Linked DNA regions of Homo sapiens: region 2 is linked to region 1. Evidence: chromatin contacts called from ENCODE Hi-C or POLR2A ChIA-PET data. All regions are on one chromosome and are shown on one strand. Each heading gives the region's core, a stretch centred on a gene start or an enhancer-like site at or near the end of the contact. The rest is flanking DNA. Distances are from core to core; before and after follow the strand shown.

Region 1 (3,822 bases), core at 578-3,077:
CTATATAACAAACCTACACAAGTAGCCCTGAACTTAAAAACAAACAAACAAACAGGATTATTCCATAAAAGTATGTTCTCTATTTAAAAAAATTTGAAGTAAATGAAAGTCACCCATAATCCCACTATTTGTAAGGCTATTTTGGTCATTTACCTAAGTATATATACTGTACAAGTAAAAGTGTGATAATGCCAAAAAAAAAAAAAAAAGTAGTTCTAGGGAAAGAATATTTGAGTGGTTAAGGTTTCCTGCTGCTTTTATCTTTGGGAAATTCCAGTTTGATTTGGGCACTAGGAACCTGGCATAGTGAATGTAGTGTCTGCCAAGCTAGAAGAACACTGCTGCAACTTCAGACTTCAGGTCAATTACTATTGACTGGCCAACTTTCTGTCCCGAGCATACCCTCTTGGGTCCAATTCCAGATTAATAATGGCCCAATTCCAAATCTGGAGGATTCCTGGCCTCTCTCTCTCTCTCTCTTTCAATGCAGTTGCTTACTTCCCTTAAGACTGGCTCTGAATATACAAGAAGGCAACTCCGGGATTCTGGCCTTTAAGATGCAAGACCATGGGTAACCATACAAGCAACATCATGGGCTTTCCAGTTGGTTGAGCCATTATTTCAGCCTCTACTTTGTATCTCATAGCTTCACATTTCTTTGCTTTCCAAGTCTGGATTTAGAGGTGGGCCTTGTCTAGAAAGCCAGGTCTACCTTTTTTCAGGCAAAAAGTTTCATTAACCACTGTGGCTTAGAATAATATTTATGTAATAAAATATTTACTAGGTATTGAATGCATGCTATATGCCACTATACAGATGAAGAAATGGAAGTTTAGATCTGAAGATTAACTTGCCCAGATTTATGTGGCCAGCTCTTGCCACAAACCAACCAAGGATTTAGTGAGTCAGACATGAGCCTGACTCTGCACGTATCCTACAAGTCATAGCATTCCCTACCCTGGTTTTGCTGACCCCAGGCTCTAGCACTGGATTTATCCTTGGTTCTCTTACTGAGTGCTCTAGTACTTTCCTAGTTGAGCCCCTGACACCCATCCTCTGTCAACTCATTTTCCCCAGGAGCTGACACCTGCTCCTCAAAGTATGTCTTCAACTTCTACCTGCCATTTTTCACAGAGACACATGGAGAATTTGCCCCAAATACACATCTCTAGGGACTTTCTGCTTCAATGCCCTGCCCTCCTCCTGCCAGACTGAACCATGGCAATGGGGCCTAAAATTCTCAATGCTATCTTAGGTTGGGTTCCCCAGAAGCAGAACCCAAGAAAGGGAAAATCAGGCACACATTGCTTCAGTCCTCTTGAGGAAAGACTCTCAAAAGAAGCATCTAAAAGAAGAAAAGCAGACAGGACAACTAGGGTAAGAAGCCAAGCAAAGATGCGTGCTCAGGAAAAATCTAAACCTGGCCTGATATGAGAGAGGATCTGGAGCATAAATTACAACACTGACATGATGGTCCTCATCATTAAGACAAGGTGGTTCGCCTTTTGTACTCCTGTATCAGCCAGTCATTGCCATAGACTTCTCCTGATAAAACCATTTAGGGAGTGTAACTTTCTGGGCATTAACTTAGGGTGATACTTGGGGAAGAGGACCTCTGTTAGCTTTTAGCAGTCAATACAGCAGCTGGAGGCTAGAGCCCCTGCTCATCCACCAGCATCTACTACAAGTGCCTGGGCCTTGGGCAATGAACGTGGGACTTCAGCAATCAGATCCCTTTTCTCATCCCACCTTCCTGCTCCTGGCCTCCTCCTACTCCCCATCATCCTGTGTGGCTGGGGCCCCCCCATGCCATGTGCCTATCCACAGGCTCCTGGATTTTAGTACCTGCTCAGAGTCCACTGCATTGGCGCCTGACACTTTATTAGTGTTCTAAAGCTTTGTTTACAGTTACCAGGACTCTCTAGATAGCAGCAAAAAGTCAACAAGGAAATAAAACTCCACCAGCTGGTGTATTTGTTGGGGATAAACTCACCACACAGGAAACAGCTGGGTACATGCTCACAAACGTCAGTACCTTGCTGGTCCCAAAGGCTCATCTGAAGTTGCAAGTTTGAATCCCCCTTTCCAAGCTGGTCTGTTTATACGCACTCCTCCACACCTTCAGTTCCTTTACACCATGTGAGCCTCAGGAAGCTGAGGCAGTAATGAGCTTTGAAGCTGTTCTACTGCCTGTGACAGCCCACAGGCCAGTCATTTGATCCAATTGCTTGATGCTACCTCCAGCAGCCTCTTGGCAAAATCTCTGCCATTATATACCATTGTTTCCTTACTCTAAAGCTCACATCTTCTCATGCTGAAGTCTATATGCTTCCTAGTGTATGAAAGTAACACTTTAATGTAGCCCTGAAGAAAACTGTCCAGCCCATCTGGACATCTGCCAGTCACTAGGAAGAGAATAGATTTTTCAGGCACAAATGTTAGCATACTAAGGAGTAGAAGGCTGAAGGCCATCTTCACTGACTTTATAGTCAGTGCGTTCTTTGTTCAGCAAAACTTAGCTCCTAGTCCTGAGCCAATTCCAAAATGCTGAATTTCATCCTTCCACTACTTTGAAAGCATTTAAGGTCTAATGAAAGGGATTAGGCCTGGAATTGGTGCCAGAAATTAAAATGAAGGCATAATTTGCATGTTTTGACAATACCTTCACACTTACACCCATGCCATGCTTTCTTAAACACTCTTGAAAATATGTGAGAATCAAGATTTCATAATCCACTTCTTCTGGAATGCCATGTAGAAACATTCTCATTTTGCTTTCTCCCTGCCTTCTGATTTTACTCACAGGCTTAATAATCACTGTAAGGATGGGGTAGCCATAAACAGCAGAGCATTGAGCTTTAGTGCACTCAGATGTTTGTGTATTTCCCCATTTACCTTGTATATAAAGCCATGCTAAGATTCGCAGTTAATGCTGGAGCTCACCTTGAAAATAGCACCATCTTTCTCCTGAAGATGCTCAAACTCCAGGTAGTAACCTCAGGTTGTATCATAGCTCCTTCAGGGTACCTCACTGTTTTTAATAAGCACATGATAAAGATAATGTCTTCCTCGATTCTAGTGGTATTTCTTAACAAAAGCCTAAGCTGCACCAGGATGAGGTGTTGTAATATTTTCACAAGTGTTAAAAAGGATTACTGCTCTTCCTAATATTGGTCAATGTGCCCAGATGGAGACTATTGCTTTTGCGCATAACGTCTAAGCTTCTTTGCCAGCGCACAATTGTTTAAGAAACCACTTTTCTTGCTATGCCCTGATAATCTTGCCTCTTGAATAACTCATTTCCATCAAGAGCAGGACAGAATCAGAACAGCATGGACAAGGATAATCTCTAAAATGTGGTTTCAAATGGAGAAGTATGATATGGTTTGTCAGAGGCCTGGAAGGTGCACATTGTTTAGTAGGTTGACCCAAAGCCATCCTCAAGAGGTAGGATGGGTTTTTTTGTGTGTGGTTTTTTTTTTTTTGGTTTGTTTGTTTTGTTTTGTTTTGTTTTGTCTTTTGAGACAGAGTCTCACTCTGTCACCAGGCTGGAGTGCAGTGGAGCAATCTCAGCTCACTGCAACCTCCGCCTCCCGGGTTCAAGTGATTCTCCTGCCTTAGCCTCCCGAGTAGCTTGGACTACAGGCTCACGCCACCACATCCAGCTAATTTTTGTATTTTTAGTAGAGATGGGGTTTCACCATGTTGGCCAGGATGGTCTTGATCTCTTGACCTCATGATCCACTCGCCTCGGCCTCCTAAAGTGCTGGGATTACAGGCATGAGCCATTGCACACGGCCTAGAAGTAGGATGGTTTTAAGA
Region 2 (3,311 bases), core at 637-3,136, 75 kb after region 1:
CAACCTTGATAAAAGCTTTGCCAGATGAGTTGGGCTCTGTTTAAGTTTACTAGGCCTGCCATAACAAGGTAATACAAATTGGGTGGCTTAAATGTAGTATCACAGTTCTGGAGACTAGTAGTCTGAGATCAAGGTGTTCACAGGACCATGTTTTCTGAAACTCTGGGTAGAATCCATCCTTGCCTGTTCCTCGTTCCTAATGGTGGCCATCAATTTTTGGCATTCACAAGCTTGTAGCTGTGCTATGCCAATCTCTGCATCAGTCATCGCATAGCATTCTCCCTGTGGGTCTTTATCTTCATGTGATGTTTTCTTCTTCTTATAACAACACCAGTCACATTAGATGAGAGCACATACTAATGACCTCATCTTAACTTGATTGCACCTGCAAAGGTACTATTCCCAAATAAGGTCACATTCATAACTACCAGGGGTTAGAACATCTGCATATCTTTTGGGGAACATAATAACCCACAACAGGCTAATATTACTATATCCACTTTTTGGAGGTAGAAACTGAGGCTCAGAGAAACCAAGAGATTTATGTAACATCACTGTGGTGAATCAATGCCATAATGGCCCCAATATTTTTCCTGCCTCTCTGAATCTATCTGTTGGTAGTACATTTCCCTGCTGATGCTGGGCTTGGCCATGTGACTTGCTTCAGCCAATAGGACAGAGCAAGTGTGATGCCAGCAGAGGCCTGGAAAGTGCTTATGCACTAGGATTTCTTCTCTTGCATACTCTGGAACACCGTGACCATTGAGTGAATAAACCTAGGCTAGCGTGTTAAGTGATGCGTGACCATGTGGAGAGAGACTCCAATCATTCTCATGTCACTATATGAAATCAATCAGCACCAGCCAAACCTCCAGCTGACCACAGATGCATGACCAAACCCCACCAAGATCAGGCAAGCTCAACCTGAATCAGCAGAACCCTTAGTTGATCCATAGATTCATGAACAATTATGAGTGAATGGTTGTTTTGAGCCACAAAATTTGGGAGAGGTTTGTTACACAGAGAAAACTGATACAGTCACATAGGTGTTAAATGGCAGAGCTGGAACGTGTAATCACTATGTGACCTGTTCATACCACACAGTTCTGAATCAATGGGATGGTGATTCATAATTTTCCTGTTGGCCACAACATGAGTTTCCCATGTGTCCACCAGCATCGAGCCAATATACAGAGCCTGTAACTATATTAACTTAAATATTTTGCTTTCCTTCTTTTTATTCCTCCTTCTCTAAATTATGAATAGAAAGTTATGAGTTTGCCCTTTAATTATGTGCTTTCTGGCTATGAAGAGATTGACTAAAATCTATGGTGTTAGTGGTGAAGTAAGCAAGAAAAGGAAGAGAATGAAGGCTCTGTAGGTGAAAGAACAGTCATCTTAAAAACCAGTCAGTTGGCCCAGTGTAATGTAGCATTTGCCTGCCTCAGTTGCGTCCCAGGGCAGACGGAGAGTTTAATCCTTGCCCCTCTCATATGAAATAGGCCACCACTAGGATCCTCAATATATTTCTTTTTTTAATCTCTCTCTCTCTTCTGCAGGCTTATGGGTGGAATGCAAGCTATTGGAAGTATTTGAAGATGTGACCAAGGAAGCTATGAGAATTGGAAATGAGGCAGTTGTTTAGAAACGGGCTGATGTGCTTGTGGTAAGGTGGAAGGAGGAAGGCAGATGAGGAAAGGAATGTGCAACTGAAGCAATTAGCTGTTACTATGTAACGAACCATCCCAAAACGTAGTGACATAAAACAACAACCATTTGTTATTTCTCATGCGCTTACATTTCTACTAGGAAGTTCTGCAAATCTGGATTGGTCTTGGCTGATCTTGGCAGGGCTTGTTCTGGCATCCACTCTCAGCTGCTGAATTAGCTCTCAGTTCCTGGTTCAGGGTGGCCTTGGCTTGGATGACTTGGCTCTGCTCCATGTATCTTTCACATCCTTCCAGCAGGCCAGCTCAAGCCTGTTCTCTAGATTGTGGCAAGGATCCAAGGGAAAGAGAGAAAGCCAAAATGTTCATGCCCTTTTTTGAGCCACTTTTTTCAATGAGTTGGCTACTGTCTCCCTAGCTAAACACATCTCAGCCAAGCCCAGAACCAGTATGGAAGGTCACTAACCAAAGCTGTGGGTAAATGGAGGCATGGAAATCTGTGACCTTTAATGCAATCATCTACAATAACAAGCCAATGACCATGAAGCTGGACAGAGAAATAGATTCCTGGGAGGAAGAATAGCAAAATGTCTGGAGTAAGAGGAAGTAGGGTATTTCAGGGAACTCAGCAAACAGTGTGATGACAAAATGAAAGCACAGTCATGCAATCAGCACCTGGGTAAATATTTAGGTTGGAGTCTGTGTTGACCCAGTCTGCAGGTAACCCTCAGCCTGGCCCAGCATTTCACTGCCCTCCTACTACTTACCCAGAAACAACTCTCCTGTATTGATTAAGCAGGAAAGAGGAAACTCTCCTGGAAGACACAAGGGCAGATCCAAGCAGGAGCTAAGGTTTTCCAGAATGTGGTCTTAGGTCTGTGAATGGCTTTTGGACAGAGGCACAGCTGAACATTCCCATGGTTTCTGTGACTTTAGAATCACTACCACCTCTTGACTATGCACCTCTTGACTAATTTCTATTTCTCAAATTATAGAATAAAAAATGCTGATTCTAAGGATAAAAACACAACAAATAATCCAAAAGTATATAAGATGAAAAATAATAGTGTGAGTTCTATTCCATTCTCCAGAGAGTAACAACTGCTCTCAATTTGGGCACTTCCTTTCTGTCTTCTTCCTGCACATGTACTTTTTGCATATGTCCTTTGCACGTTCTTAACCATACTTGGGTAATGATGCCAACATCACAAGCATAACTTTCTGACAGCCCAGAAAGCCAACCTTGTCTTCTTCCTTGTTCAACCCTTGTGCCATTTTGCCCTAACCAGAAAAATACTCCACTTGGTAATGATTCTCTCTCTGTGTCTGTGAAAAATAACATTGGAAAGTCTAATGTGGAAATGTTGAACCAGGCTGGGCATGATGGTTCATTCCTGTAATCCCAGGACTTTGAAAGACCAAGGTGGAAGGATGGCTTGAGCCCAGGAGTTCAATACCAGCCTGGGTAACATAGTAAGACTCCCATCTCTACAAAAAATTAAAATTAACCAGGCATGGTGGCATATGCCTGTAGTCCTAGCTACTCAGGAGGCTGAGGTGGGAGGATGGCTTGAACCAGGAGGTCGAGGCAGCAATGAGCCATGATTGTGCCACTGCATTCCAGCCTGGGTGACAGAGTGACAG

The links. A loop is a pair of places that touch in the nucleus more often than their neighbours do. ChIA-PET counts read pairs that join two places held with the same protein, here RNA polymerase II (POLR2A).
Region 2: a loop to region 1 is called in a map of right lobe of liver, with 4 times the contacts of the local background. The contact joins two enhancer-like sites. A Hi-C loop is called at or near these places in 3 of 168 maps with a recorded cell type or tissue (mammary epithelial cell, pancreas and right lobe of liver). POLR2A ChIA-PET finds 5 or more read pairs at or near these places in 2 of 52 experiments (activated CD4-positive, alpha-beta T cell and common myeloid progenitor, CD34-positive).

The regions. Positions count from the first base shown.
Region 1 is chr20:10,109,449-10,113,270 of GRCh38, forward strand. The region is part of intron 2 of SNAP25-AS1 (SNAP25 antisense RNA 1); the gene reads right to left. Among named protein-coding and RNA genes, the nearest start is that of ANKEF1, 76 kb to the left of the region's middle. Within about 2 kb of position 1,828, at least 2 of the 41 ENCODE cell types and tissues checked have a DNase peak (open chromatin) inside an H3K27ac peak, as active enhancers do; they include right lobe of liver, where a contact is called at or near this core.
Region 2 is chr20:10,184,010-10,187,320 of GRCh38, forward strand. All of the region lies in intron 2 of SNAP25-AS1 (SNAP25 antisense RNA 1), which reads right to left. The region is part of intron 2 of LOC105372524 (a long non-coding RNA gene); the gene reads left to right. Among named protein-coding and RNA genes, the nearest start is that of SNAP25, 33 kb to the right of the region's middle. Within about 2 kb of position 1,887, at least 4 of the 41 ENCODE cell types and tissues checked have a DNase peak (open chromatin) inside an H3K27ac peak, as active enhancers do; they include right lobe of liver, where a contact is called at or near this core.